3 separate regions of the Homo sapiens genome follow, and regions 2 and 3 are each linked to region 1. The links are chromatin contacts, found by Hi-C or POLR2A ChIA-PET in ENCODE. All regions are on one chromosome and are shown on one strand. The core of a region is the stretch at or near the end of the contact, and the rest is flanking DNA. Distances in the headings are between cores, read along the strand shown.

Region 1 (4,847 bases), core at 1,310-3,809:
TGAAAAAATTATGGGCAGACTTTTTCCCTGAGGCAGCCCAGAACTTGGAGAACTGTAGCAGTCATGCTAACGCATATTGAGATGAAATAATGTGGGCTGGGCAAGGTTGTTTCATTACAACCAAATCAGCAGTATTAAGAAAGAATCTGTCAGCAGAGGTCAAAAGGATTGAGAGAGGCAAAACTAGTCACTGTGTCCACATAAACAGAGGAGAGAGCACCAAATCTGGGGACTTGAGTCATCTGGCTACCCACACCTGGATTTATGTTCCCATGGCCCACAACTGAAAAGAAAAAGAAAAAAAAAAAGAAAGGGAGGAAGGAAGGAGGGAAGGAAGAAAGACACACCCCTGCAGTTCTGTTCATTTTATGATTTTGCTTTGTGGTTTTGGGATAACCACCTTATAACCAAAAAGCTCCATCTGTCAAGACTGGGCATAGATTTTTAACTTCCTATATTAACCATAAATAAATCTGTGTTGACATTTATAGAGATTTAGAATGTCTACCATCTTAACTTATGATGCTCATCACTTAATGATCTTTATGACCTGCCTCATGATAATGAAAAAACTGAACTAGGGATTGGTTAAATGCAATATATCTGTCTAGACAGTGGAAATCTATTCTGGCTCCCCAAAATGATGGTGTAGATCAGTGACTGGAATATGAGCATTCAGATGCTTGTGAAAATACAAATTCCAGAGCCATAACCCTGGAGATTCTGAATCTGCAGATCCAGCCTGGGCCCTAGGAATCTGCATTTTGGCAAGCATTCCCCAGGGGGATTTTTATGCAGCAAGTTTGTTGATAGGAATGATCATTTAAGATCAATACTTACTAACATGGAAATGTGGAGATTATTAAATGAGAAAACACTGGCTATAAAAGTGTGTATAGTCTAATCTCAGTTTAAAAATACCTAGATAGGTAGATACATAGCAAAACAGATAAACATAGAGGTGGACAGAAAGTGTTTGGAAGGATAGGCACTAAGGTAATACCAATAAACTGTTGTAGGATTACAATGTTTTTCAAAAAGTATTTTTCTTATATGTATTTTATAATTTTCTACAATACATTTACACTGATCTTGGACTAATAAATAGATAATTACATTAAAAAAGAAATATTTACTGACTTCCCAATGTGCATTGAGCATTAGGACTACAAAGTGGAATCAGGCCATGATTCTACCTTGAGAACCTCAGTCCCTAGAGGGAAACAGACAATTTCCCAGTGTACAGGGCACAGCATCGAAAGATCTGTGGCATCCACCTGGATGCAGCGCTGTGAGAAGGCTGAGGACTTGAACCCTCGCTCTCCCTGAGGCCGCCCAGCCATAGCACTGGACATTACAGCAGCACTCTCATCTGGCTGGACCAGAGCTGGGAAAGGCTGGAACAAATACTGGTCATATTGGGGATGAGGAATGATTTCCCCTCTGAAAGGCTGTTTTTGTTTTTGTTTTCTGGTAAAAGAACACAAAGAAAACAACCAGAAAACCCAAACCAATACACACCACAACATGAAAGACAAAGAAATAACATAAAAACAATGCCCTTTACAATGCGAGATGGGACCTCCCTGTGGAAAGATGAAAAGCAGATGCTTGATATATTGCTGCACATGCATTTGTGTCATCTCTCCCTTTCTGGCCATGGTTATTCTGCTATAATTTGTTTTCTGCTGAATTAGATCCTACCCCATCCTTCAAGCTCAGCTAGTTCCTTCCATTTCGCCAGTCTCCCCTAACCCTTCAGTCACATAGCATCCCCATCCTTTAAACACATAGTATTTTATCTGATACACATTTGCAAATTTCATGTCTGGTATGTGTGATTTATATCTTAGATTACGTAAGTTGTCTTGTGAATTTTTTGTGGTTTTGGGGTTTGATTTTTTGTTTTGAGACAGGGTCTCGCTCTGTCACCCAGGCTGGAGTCTAGCGGCACGATCACTGCTCACTATAGCCTTGAACACATGAACTCAGGCAATCCTCCTGCCTTAGCCTCCCAAGTAGCTAGGACTACAGGCACACACCACCACACCTGGCTGCTTTTAAAATTTTTGTGGAGACAGGGTCCTGTTATGTTGCTTAGGCTGCTCTTGAATTCCTGGCCTCAAGGAACCCTCTTACCTCCTGAAGTGCTGGGATTACAGGCATGAGCCACCACACCCAGCATGTGAATATTTGGTCACTAAGAGCAATTTTAGGCACATACATATTAAGCATTCTATACACACTTTTCAGTAAATTATGTTGAACAAAAATACCTCTGATTTTTAAGACAGCTTAACACTAGAAAATAAACCTTCTAGCTACACTAAAATGGTTGCTTATTATTAATAAATGCCAATTTAATTTTCTAACTTTTTTCAGCACTTCAAATTTTTGCAGCACTGCCACTTTATCCTGATACATTCATATGTTTTATTTTAAATTCAACAGTAGACAAATACTGATCAAATGCCCAAATTCTGTGGTTCTAAAAGTTTAGAAATAATTCACTTCCTCTATTATTCATTTCTAGCAGACTAGAACTACTAAACATTTTAACACACGTGACTGTCTCTTGGGAGAGGACAAAGTCACAATCTAAGAATAATAATGTGTTTTCCTTAAAAAAAAAAAGTCTAAGAGGAGGACTATTGTTAGAATTTCTTTTCTAAAATTCAGCATGGGAATAAAAGACCTGCTTTTGAGAAGATGCTGACTGTAATGATAAATAATAATAAATGTTTGACTCAAATCATAAAGCTATATCGTATAACTTCAAATAAATGTCTTCAAGACAAGGTAGTGTATTATTTTAAAAGCTTTAATTTTTTAATAGCAAAGCTAAGAGAAAAGCAGAGGCACATTATAACATTACTCTAGCGCCCTCTGGTGTCCCACGTGCAGCACACCTTTTTTAGTTCATCATTTGCTGTTTCTATAGCTATTTGCAAAGGAGCATTTTGGGAAACGACTAATGTGTCTGGAGAGGAATGCCTCATTAAAGAAAACCAAATATGTGAATCATACAACATCTTACAACCAAATGATTTGCTAATTATGCCCATACATACTGTTTACCTCACTCTGGGGAGCTGGAGTTGGCATTACGCTTATTAAAGCCACACAGGTAAGCGGAGTTGATTAAACATGAGGGCTTGAAAAGGAAATATCTGTAATACTAGCCAATGTTTGCTTCGTAGAAAATTTCCATGGGAAGCTACAGGTGATGTGATAAAAGCTGGATGTTTAGTGGATACCTATCATTATTAAACCTGTTTTGGTTTAAAAACATTGCAAAATTTAGATGAGTGAAAATTAATTGTCACAAGTGATGTTAGTCTTTGTGGGTCAGAAATGCAAATATGCCCCTTTAAAACGCACACACTTAAAACTGACTCCATATTGAAAAGTCAACTTAACCTGAAATATTAAAATAATAACTGCAACTTGTAAATATTATAAAACAAAGGATAAGAGCATGTAAATTATAAGTAGGCATAAAGGAAAAACAAAAACCCAAATAACTCCACTCTAATATGAGTACCAATCTCTGAAAGAAATATACCCAAATGTTAACAGAGTTTGTATTAAAGTAATAGAATTGTGTCTAACTTTTTACTTATGCTAACTTCACCTATTTCCTTTTGATTCTCTCTTCATCATCTAACCCCAAATCCCAAGTGCTAGAAGCAGCTGTCCTCATTTCTGGCTACTGTTGTCCTGTCTTTTTCATTGTCACAGCTGAGAAATTGACAATTTATGTAATCCAGTTCATCTGCTTAGCAACAGGAAGGGTGGGGCTCAAAACAGAGGAAAACTACCCAGTAGCATTTGCAATTGTGAAATGAGAAAGGAAGAATGGGGAATTGGCTAAAGGTCATGTAAGTTATCTCTGAGGGGCTGAAAAAAGAGATCAAACTATTTTCAATTCTAAATCTCAAAAGGATAAGTCAGAAGAAATGTTCTATATTCTTCTTAGACCTCTATAATTACAGTCTTAAGATTGCCACGTGATTGAAATGCCATAAATAGTGCTTCACTGACAAATAAATACAAAGTTATTTGCTCCTGAATCTCTAAATGTGTCAATTTTGGGCTTGGCCTCCGAAATTGCCTTAGGGAAACAGTGTATCTTAGCTGAGAGTCAGATAATCCCATGCAAATAGGAGTTTCAGCCAGGTGAGAACCCATAATACAGCTACTCTGAGCACGAATCGCACTCCTTGTCCTGCTGTACTTCCCATTTTATCTTGCATCAGTAAAAAGGAGGAAAGAATGGGAAAAGAACTGGAGTATCACTGGAGCAGTTCTTAGTACTCCAAGCTTTCCATCTTTGTCAGAACCTACTTAGAGTTTGGGCTACAGTCTCATCGCATGAATGAGGACCCAGCAGTGGTAAGAGCATAAGGGTCATGTCACCAAGTTGCATTAAACTGCCATGTATCTCATCAGAAATTTATCAGATTTACAGTGCCATCATGTCTCTTCTTTATGGCGGGCTTGATCACAAATTCAGAAGAAAGGAGTTTCACTGAAACGAATCGGCCAAATGATGTGTTTCAGTTTTATTTTCTCGGTTAGTCCTTAGAAATTTGGCTAAATCAGCCAAGACCTCACCATAAAATAAAAGAGAAAATGTCGCTTATTTCCCATTTAACAGATTTTCCTGCTGCTTAAATTGGTTTATTCATTTGTTCAAAATGTGTTTTTTGAGCACCTACTACGTGCAGTGTTCCAAGCACTGAGGTTATTGTGGTGAATAAGACCACAGGACCCCTGCTCTCATAAGCTGATAATATGATTATGTGTGAGCACGCACACACAAACTAAAAAGGAAAAATTAATAG
Region 2 (4,847 bases), core at 1,142-3,641, 350 kb before region 1:
TCATTCAGCAGTCACTGTGATTCTTTTTGGTCTGTTTGTTTGTTTTGAGTCTCGCTCTGTCGCCCAGGCTGGAGTGCAGTGGCATGATCTCGGCTCACTGCAACCTCTGCCTCGTGGGTTCAAGCAATTCTCGTGCCTCAGTCACCAGAGTAACTGGGACTACAGGCGTGTGCTACCATGCCCAGCAAATATTTGCATTTTTAGTAGAGACAGTATTTCACCATGTTGGCCAGGCTGGTCTTGAATTCCTGGCCTCAAGTGATCCACCCAGTTCGGCCTCCCAAAGTGGCAGGATTACAGGTGTGTGCCACCGCACCTGGCAAGAGGTCACGGATTCTTTCACGATTCGAGGAAAGAGAATTTGCACCTCTAGAATTTCTGGGATTCCTCCATTTCAGATTCCCTTTCTATAGACTTGGTACTTCTTTTAGCCTTCAGCAATGCCTCTCACTTTCACAGAGGCTATGCCCCAAAGTAAACCACAGTCCTATGCTTTGGCAGTTTCATTCTTCATTTTTCATTATGAAAAATTATATAAATTTTGAATCTTCTAATTTTTCCTTTCTGGAGGGAGAGTATTAATAAATGCATATGCACAAATGCCTGGAAGACAAAGGTGGAGGGAGACAAGGAAACCAGAGATACGCAGGGAAAGTGAGACAGAGAGGCAGGAAGAAAGAAGAGATAATGAATAAAAATGAAAGGTCAAATTCTTCTCTAGGTGTTACCTTAACCTTTTCCTTTGATGGACAGACATTGCTCACTGTAACAGAAGGCCTTTGTCTAGCATATCAGAAGCTTTTACTTAGTTCTTATTTTCAACTTTCAGAAGAGTAATTTTAGGATCTCAACTTTCTTTTCCTGAAGTAGATCTGTAGCATTATTATTTGTGATTTATTCTAGATGCTGGATTAATCTAACCTCTGGTGTTTATCTATTTCTCTTCACATTTTTTTTTTCTGTTTCTATATCTCACTAGTCTCAGAAATATCAGCCACCAGGCCAAAAGACACCCACTTAAAGAGTAGGTATTTCCTATATAAAGAGCCTCTTGTTCCAGGGTTTTAACTCCAAATGGAAAGAACTTATTTCCAAGGCTTGCCAAGTGTTGCTTATCTTCAAAGCTTACAAGGTCTGGACCATGTTTCCAGGCTCTTCCTTTGCTTTTTACGTTGCTTTCTGGCCTTATGAATTCATATGTAAGTGTTCTTTCTTTGTTCCACACGAGGCCCTATAATGGGATTGGATGACTCTAACTCAGCTGAGAGCCTGCCATGATATATGTCACTTTGGAGTCCTTTATTAGGATGTCCCAGCAGTGCAACTGTGACACTTAACTTGAGTGTGAATGCCATATAATGTACCATGCACATTCACACCACTCACATCAGCCAAGGGCTCCATTACCTCGCCAGGGTAAACTGGTCCAGTGCCCGATTGCCTTTTTCTTCCCCCTCAGTCATGTCCAGGCTAAAGCTGTCGCTGCATTCAAAAGCTGCTGGGAGTTCATTGATGGAACTAGAAAGATCATCCTCATGCACGGTGGTGTCCTCCTCCTCACGAACAGCTTCAGCCTGGAAGAATAAAAAGACAAAAGAATCCCCCAATGTGTAAGAAAACATACAGGACAACCTGTTCAACTAAGGAACAAATAAGAGAGACTGAAATGCTGATGGTGATAGAAATGGGGACATTTGTTTTCTAGCTACAGTATAGTCCGTTTCTAGGCTGGACTCAGGAATTCTCTGAAGTACTGTTCATTCTTTATCTTCTTTTCAATCTCTTCCATAATGGTCCCCAAAGGGGCTCTCAGTAGATTTTCGTACTTGGCCCATGCTTATAGGGTATGAACGCTAAACTTGGAAAAGACCATCAAGACCTCCAATCCAACCTCCACATTTTGCAGATAAGGAAACAATGCTCCACGTGGGAAAGGGACTTGTCTAATATCAGGTCCATACTTAGAATTGGAGCTGGGACAAGAAACACTTCTTTTGGATTCAGAACTCCTTCCATTGTCCAAACCCAGCCTTCTAAAGCAAGCCTATCCAGAGTTAATTCTCTAACATAGAACCCCTTTACCAAGGGAATGTAGAATCATCAGGGCCTGGCGCAGTAGATGCCCAGGATACCTGTGGTATGCACGAGTGATCCAGAGTCCTTCCCTGAGCCTGCTGGGTTGCTCGGTCTTTCCATATAGGGGATCCTCTAAGATCCATTTGCATGTATGCTTTACCCTTGAGAATACCCTCCACAGATAACAGATATGAGTATCTGCTCTTACCTGACTACAAAATGTGGAATGAGCAGGACAATGAAAGGGCTCTAGGGCAGGCAGAACCAGGATCAGTGAGAGGCAGGAAAGAGACACAGCAAGTAAAATGGAAAAAGAGGCTGGGTTTGGGCCTGGGCCAGGGGGAAAAGGAGGACTGATTGTTCTTTAGGAGAGGAAGGAAGGCAACTGGATTACAGATCAGAAGGGAGAGGAAGAAAGATGTACATGTTACAGTGAGTCATTTTCTTAAAACAAAAACAAAAGCAAGGCAAAATAGAAGTGTATATGAATTAGAGCTTTATCTCAAGTTAACATCTGTCCACTCAGTGTGTAAATATATATATAAAATATATATATTATACTTTGACTCTAGAATTAATAGGGAAAATTACCAGGAATGGTAAAAATATATTAGGGAAATAAGATATCTCATGTCTTTGGAGGAATTGCTGGTAAATACTGAGTTTGAGAGGTTTATCCATATTTGCTTTTTAAAACTACAGTGCTGCCAATGAGGCTGGCCACTGGTGCCTGGTCTAGGTTATTAGTGTACATACACTTAATCCATTAGAGAAGGGATGAGTCCTTATTAAAATACATTTTATTTTCTCTAATATCATAGCTTTATCAAACACTGCAGAAATGCAACTTAAGTGAAAAACAGGGATAGCTCTTCAGAAATGGGACTCGACTTTTCCTTGGTAGGATGAGATCTATTACGTAGGTATTACTTTTTTTTTTCGAGATGGAGTCTCGCTCTGTCGCCCAGGCTGGAGTGCAGTGGTGCGATCTCAGCTACCTGCAACCTCTGCTTCCCGGGTTCAAGCAATTCTCTGCCTCAGCCTCCTGAGTAGCTGGGATTACGGGCACCGCCACCATGACCGGTTAATTTTTTTGTGTTTTTAGTAGAGACAGGGTTTCACCATCTTGGCCAGGCTGGTCTTGAACTCCTGACCTCGTGATCCACCCGCCTCGGCCTCCCGAAGTGCTGGGATTACAGGTGTGAGCCAAAGCGCCTGGCCTTAGGTAGCACTTTCTATGAGAAATCTATATGTTTTTAGCATTCAAAATAGAAAAATGGAGAAAATGACCATATTGACATTGAGAAATATCAAATGCACATATATTTTGTGATTTTTTTCTATGAAATTTAATTTCATAATCTTAGAATTTTAACTTAGACAACTTTTCTTTCTGGGCTTTTTGTTTTTTGTTTTTTTCTTTTGGCTAAAAAAGAACTCTGCTAATTCCAAGAATCCTGATTGTAGTACCTTTGCAATGAGGCAATCTTAGAAATAATTACTATTTAAGCTTCAATATTTTTAGGTAATTGTAATTTGGTGATTGCCCTTGGTTTAAAGCACATAGATTTTCCTAGATTTCTGATCTATTTTTACTATGCTATCAGAGAATATAGAATAGCCAATATTATATTTTTCCATTAGAAATGTCAGAAGGAATATACTTTTATGAAATTTTTTCGATTTTATTTTTTCTTTTGAACTTGCACAACCATAACCAAACTCATGATAGACAGTGCTTGACTCTATCTTAATGGTAATAGATTATTTTGGTATTTCTACTATAAGGAAATACAATTCTATACTGATGGGCATAGATGTGGGCATAGCATGCAAGTGGATGGTTTTCAGGACATTTTAATAAAATAAACTTTAAATGAAATATACACTGTTAGATTTTTTCTAATTAAGAAAATTACATCCATTAGTTACTTTTCTCCTCACAGACTCTGGCAAGAAGAGTTTTGTGCGAATCTGGCATAAGACTGTGATTGACATTAAAAATTCTGATAGTATGCCAAAAGGCAAGCACTGAATCAATGTACAAATTGTATAATTGTTTCCTACAAAGGAAAAAATTCCCCAAATATGTGCATACACCCACACCTCACTTAGCATATTGTTTTATAAAATTCATGACAAAGATCAGCAGTTTCCCAGTCACAGCCATCTCAGACATACACCACTGGTTTTGCCATCCACCAGCAGTGTTCATGCAAAATGTCTCATTTTAAAAAGACCTCAAATCAAGTCTTTCAGCCAAGAAGATGGCTGCTCAAGTTTGTGGGGGTAAAACAACTTCAAAACATAGGCTCAGGTGCACAAACTTCTATTATTTTAAAAAAGAGAGAAAGAAAAAGATAAAGATAGTCTTTCTACTTGAGACCCCTTAAGAATTCTCAGAAAATTGGAAGTGTTTTTTTTTAAGGGTTTTAAGGGAAGTACAAATCATCATTGTTAAAATCTCTTCACCTTTGAACCCTCAGAAATCTGCAGATTATTCATATCAGGCAAGGAAGCATCAAAGCTGGACATTCTGGTGTTAAAGGAATGAGGTTCTGCAGGGGTCGAGTCACAGGCTGTGGTGAGCAGCTCCATGGGATTCGTCTCTTCAGAGGGGGAGAGAGTCATGATCTGTTTAAAAAGCAAAGGAAATTAAACATAGTATGAAGTTCCCATTCTTTAAAAGCTCCATTTATTCTCTAGTTGTTGGTTAATACGTCTTAATTTTTTAACTTCCACATTTCACCATTATTGGGCCTTAAACATAG
Region 3 (4,847 bases), core at 1,589-4,088, 300 kb before region 1:
GTAGACTCAGGGAGGAGAGGAATTGGAAGGCAGTTACTGCATGAGGTCAGCAGAAGGGAGGCAGACTTCAAGGAATTTGAGGAGGATGGCATATATTTCATGAAAGGTTGCTGAGACACCAATTAACCAAAAGTGATAATACTTTTGGGGGGAATTTTAATCAACGCTGAAGGAATATAGCCAAGGGAGGGTCCAGATACAAGAAGGGGGATCCAGAAATGAGATTCCTGAGTGACTGCAATGTCCTGGCTGGGATCGGCTGAAATACAAAGTTCTGTGATGGAGGATGCTTGAGCCACAGATTCTCAGTCATCTTTACAAGATCATTTCATTAACCCTATGATCCCTAAGAAACTCAGTTATTCTCTTTTTTTTGAGATACAGTCTTGCTCTGTCGCCCAAGCTGGAGTATAGTGGTGCAATCTTGGCTCACTGCCACCTCTGCCTCGTGGGTTCAAGTGATTCTCCTCCTGCAGCCTCCTGAGGAGCTGGGAGTACTGGCGCGTGCCACCACATCCGGCTAAGTTTTTGTATTTTTAGTAGAGACGGGGTTTTGTCACGTTGGCCAGGCTGGTCTTGAACTCCTGACTTCAGCCTCAGCCTCCCAAAGTGCTGGGATTACAGGCGTGAGTCACCACGCCCAGCCCATGTCTCAGTTATTCTTAAGCCATCTCTTAACTGAATGCACACACAGGAATAAGAAAAAAGTAACAAACACATTCTCATATCCTTTCAGGAATCTACATGAAGGAAACCCCAGGGATCTGTGACCAGGTGTCTGCCCGGTTGCTCTTCTTACCTGAGGCTGCTGCGGAAGCCTTGCTACTGGCCGTGAAGCGGTAGAAGGGCGGGTTGTCACAATGCTGGACGATGGGGTTCACGGGCTCTGTCTGCTGCAGCTCAAAGAGAAGCTCTTCCATGGTTTGAATGGTGTTGTTACGGCACAAGTATATTGCCACTTTTTTAATCTGAGAAGGAAAAAAGAAAACAAGGGATGTTTCACAGAGCCTAGTCCACAGGAACACTAGGCCAGTAAACCTCTCATTTAGATAAGTTGTCATCATGCAGGAGCTGTCACCGTGATAGCTAATCTTTGTGCTATCCTAGGATGGACCAAGGACTTGGATTAAAATTCACCTCTCTTCATCGGCACGTCTGATAACAGTGTGTTCTTAAAGCCCTTACCTTTTCTAATGGCTAAGTTTTTAAAAGTTACTTTTGAGGTACGTGAATTCTATCTAAACTGAAAACTTGCCATCAAAGTTCTCATCTTCAGAAATAATTTTATTTATACAAACCCTGGGGAAAAACTGCTAGTTATTTTTGTTTAAAAAGGAATCCAGTCCCCTGCTATTCTCTTCTCCCCAAGAAACAAATGAGTTTTAGCTGTTTTTATGGTTTTAAATTTTAAAAATAACTCTGGATTAAAGCTCCACATTATTGCAGGCCTCATAGTCCAACCTGAGCCCTGCAAGCTGCAGTGAGGCTTATGTGGACTCAAGGCAGCAGGAAGACATAAACCTGTCACAAAAACAACCAGCACAGAAATGCCAATTGAGTTTGGGTTTTAAAAATGCTGTCATTCTGTTGATCCTATCACTTTTAAATACCAACTGTAAATATCAGACATTTCAGAAGGATTTCTCCATGCTTACTTCTCTCTTCTACCACTTGAATTTGAAGAGAAAAACCTGCATACTCTGCTTTCTTATTCTGTTTCAAGAGCATCAAGATGTAAACATGAAACATTCTTATTAGTAATAATACAACACTTTACTTAGTGTCTCTTACATAGTAGGTCCAATGTTTATAGAAGGCAGCTTTCAGTAACTGCTAGAAAAATATCCACCTGCTATATCAATAGGTTTCTGCGTCCCAAGGCTCAGAGTAAGGAGATGACAGAGGCATCACTAGCACACATAGCCTGTGTCTAGGGGGCAGAAGGGAACTTTTATGTAATATCTGGATGAGCTCACAGGAGATTCATGTGACTAACTGGACATTTCTATTTTAGCTGGAGCAAAGAGCACATTCTGACTTGCAAATTGCACATGGGAGTCCCTGCAGGAATAATCACTCTTGAAGGGCTGAGAGACACTTACATAGGGTAGGAGAACTGTGTCGCTGCTGACCCCACAGAGGCTAATCAGGAACTGCAAGGTGATCCTCAGGTTGTTGCTCCATTTCTCATTGTTGGCTAAAGCATTCCAAGCATTTTCCATTTCTGGCCCAGGAACTTCATCTCCATACTATAACAAAATAAAAACCGGCCCAAGAGATGTGTGAAAACTGTAAGGACGCAAAAGGTTTGACTGAAAGTAGTTTTGAGGGTCATGACCGTCTCAAAATCATAAGAAGGGGTAAACATGACCATTTATCAGAAAGATGCCATCTTTCAGTAAACAGTAGTTAATAATGCACAAATCAATCATGCATAATACCTATTCATGTGAGTTTTTTAAATATTAGGCTTATTTTTATTTTTATTATCATTCTTAAAATTGCTGTAAAATACGCATAACATAAAGTTTACCATCACCACTATTTGTAAGTGTACAGCCTGTGGCATTAAGTCCATTCATATTTCTGTGCAACCATCACCACTATTTATCCCCAGTCATGTGATTTTTAAAGGAATCCCATTTTCCCCGGGGTTTGACTAACCCAGGGTTTTTTTCTGATGATGGAGCCATGCTATTTGAAGCACAATTCCTCTGAGTTTACCTTGGCCGTCATGTACATGAGGTTGTTCAGGACCAGTGACGTGGCTTCTGGAGAGCCCCAGCCATTTCCTCTCAGCCCGTGAGAAGCAGTCACGTCACCTTCCCGGTCCTTGACTTCGTCCTCTGGGCTGCTGGGGCTCGACCCCGGGAGGAGGAGCCTGCTGTCCACCAGCTCGATGTTGTGCAGCCAGGGCAGCAGGTAGGTAAGCATGATCTGGCGCCCGTTGGGGTGTGTTGTGGGGAATCGCTGGCTTACCTCTAAAGAGAATTGCAGTGACAGAGAGTCATCCATACCTTATTCCACCAAAATAAATGGAAATTCAAATGCCAACTTGCAGACTGAACAGTGTCCTACGTTTACAAAACATTTTCACATACAGGAGCTCCCCAAGGCCACAGAATGATAAAACCAAGGCTTGTCTGCAAGCTTGTTGCTCCACATCTGGTGCGCTGTGCAGGAAAGTGTATAGCACTGTGGGGCAAGCACAGGCTTGGTAAAAGTGGAGTGAGTTCAAATCCACTGCTAGCGGAAGATGTATATCAGAGGGTGGACAAAATAAGGGACTTGGAGTTAGAAGGGCATGTGTTCAGATTCCAGATCCACCACATACTAGTGGCATGTGACTCTGGGCTAGTTACTTAACATCTCTGCTCCTCAGTTCCCTTGTCGGTAAAATGGGACTGATAGGGCCCCACATCAGGCTACTGTAATGACTAAAAGATATAATCATAATGAATGCAATGTGCTCAGCACAGTGCCTATCATCCATCAGGCTTTTATAAATTGTGGTTAGGATCAGGCTAACACCAATGATTACCTTTCCACTGACCCAGTGTCTTACAAAGTGTCTTCCATGAAACATTGGCTGTTAAAAAGTGACATGCGGATCTCTAGGAAGAATAAACCCACTTTGCAGAGTCGTCTTGAAAACTGCTAAGCATGTGGAAGGTGCCTGCCAAGGGCTGTGTGTCCCCTGTGAGACACGTGAGTCCAAACAGTGAAGCCCTAGGTCTGGTCCAGTTATTTCACCATTACTTTCTCTCAGAGCATTTTGGCATTGTTTCACTGCCAGCAGCATTTAATTTTATAATCCAAATAAACTTTCTAAGATAGAGAAGCACAGCATTATGTATATGCAGTAGGCTCCGATGTAATCTCCTATCTCTCATATCTAGAGAAGAAGGTATTTTATCCTCAGGGAAATTAGAAAGCTTGGTCTCATACAGGTGTTATGATCCAGTGTGGCAATGCAATCTCGCTTAGAGGGCTCATGGCTGCTAAATAATAGAACACAGATGCCAGGAATTATACCAAGATAATCCACGGGATCTTCTGAAACAGCAGCTTTAATCAATTTGGCCCTTTTCCTAAAATTAAAATTATAATTTTTTATTTTGGAGACCATAATGTTATATCACAATAATCAGACAGTGCTAAGCTATTATGTTTCATATAGGTCAAAATTTCAAAATTTACTTGATTTCTACATTTATGGATGTGACTGATGTATGTGACTGTTATGTCACATACTCAAATCCTTATAAAGTCAGAACATTCATTTGTCCCAAGGTACGGGGCATTTTCTAGGTGCAAGCCACTGTGCTAGACATGACAAAGACAGCAAAGACTGACAAATGATGCAGTTCCTGCCCCTAAGAAAGAGACTCAGACAAATTATGTTGACAAATCACTCTGGGGCAAGGGAAACAGTGACAAATGAAATCAGAAAGGCACAAACAGAGTGCTTTGGGGGTTCGGTGGTGGAAAATGACTTCTGGGTGCAAAGACTCAGAATAGTTTTATGGTGGGAGAACTATTTAAACTCCACTAGAAGGATCTGGACTTTAAGATGGGGGAAAAAATCCCAAAAACAAATAAAAGAGAGAGCAGTTATTCAAAAGACCTATCTTTTGACAATGGTATAAAAATCTATGGACTTTTCGGAGCAAAGACTTATGCATTACATAATTTGCTTGTTTATTATGTTAATTGCATTTTGTCTGACAGATAATAGCACCAAGAGGGTAGGGATGTATGCCTGAGGTATCCCAAGCACCCAGGTAGCTCCTGGACAGTCAAGGGTAGTTCCCTTTTTAAAAGGGAACAAGAAAAGAAAAATGCCA

Evidence for each region. A loop is a pair of places that touch in the nucleus more often than their neighbours do. ChIA-PET counts read pairs that join two places held with the same protein, here RNA polymerase II (POLR2A). Pooled maps may share reads with other maps.
Region 2: a loop to region 1 is called in a map of mammary epithelial cell, with 4 times the contacts of the local background. The contact joins two enhancer-like sites. A Hi-C loop is called at or near these places in 1 of 168 maps with a recorded cell type or tissue (mammary epithelial cell), 1 of 37 single-sample maps with no recorded cell type and 2 of 50 pooled maps.
Region 3: a loop to region 1 is called in a map of left ventricle myocardium superior, with 5 times the contacts of the local background. The contact joins two enhancer-like sites. A Hi-C loop is called at or near these places in 2 of 168 maps with a recorded cell type or tissue (heart right ventricle and left ventricle myocardium superior) and 4 of 50 pooled maps. POLR2A ChIA-PET finds 5 or more read pairs at or near these places in 1 of 52 experiments (PC-9).

The regions. Positions count from the first base shown.
Region 1 is chr13:31,908,128-31,912,974 of GRCh38, reverse strand. It overlaps the pseudogene EEF1DP3. Among named protein-coding and RNA genes, the nearest start is that of FRY-AS1, 120 kb to the left of the region's middle. Within about 2 kb of position 2,559, at least 4 of the 41 ENCODE cell types and tissues checked have a DNase peak (open chromatin) inside an H3K27ac peak, as active enhancers do.
Region 2 is chr13:32,262,177-32,267,023 of GRCh38, reverse strand. It overlaps FRY (FRY microtubule binding protein), which reads right to left. Exons shown (of 61, transcript NM_023037.3): 53 at 4,549-4,710; 54 at 1,408-1,574. Among named protein-coding and RNA genes, the nearest start is that of ZAR1L, 51 kb to the left of the region's middle. Within about 2 kb of position 2,391, at least 9 of the 41 ENCODE cell types and tissues checked have a DNase peak (open chromatin) inside an H3K27ac peak, as active enhancers do.
Region 3 is chr13:32,206,987-32,211,833 of GRCh38, reverse strand. FRY (FRY microtubule binding protein) reads right to left here. Exons shown (of 61, transcript NM_023037.3): 32 at 2,725-2,981; 33 at 2,103-2,249; 34 at 800-968. Among named protein-coding and RNA genes, the nearest start is that of ZAR1L, 110 kb to the left of the region's middle. RefSeq lists an enhancer at 495-1,694. Within about 2 kb of position 2,838, at least 2 of the 41 ENCODE cell types and tissues checked have a DNase peak (open chromatin) inside an H3K27ac peak, as active enhancers do.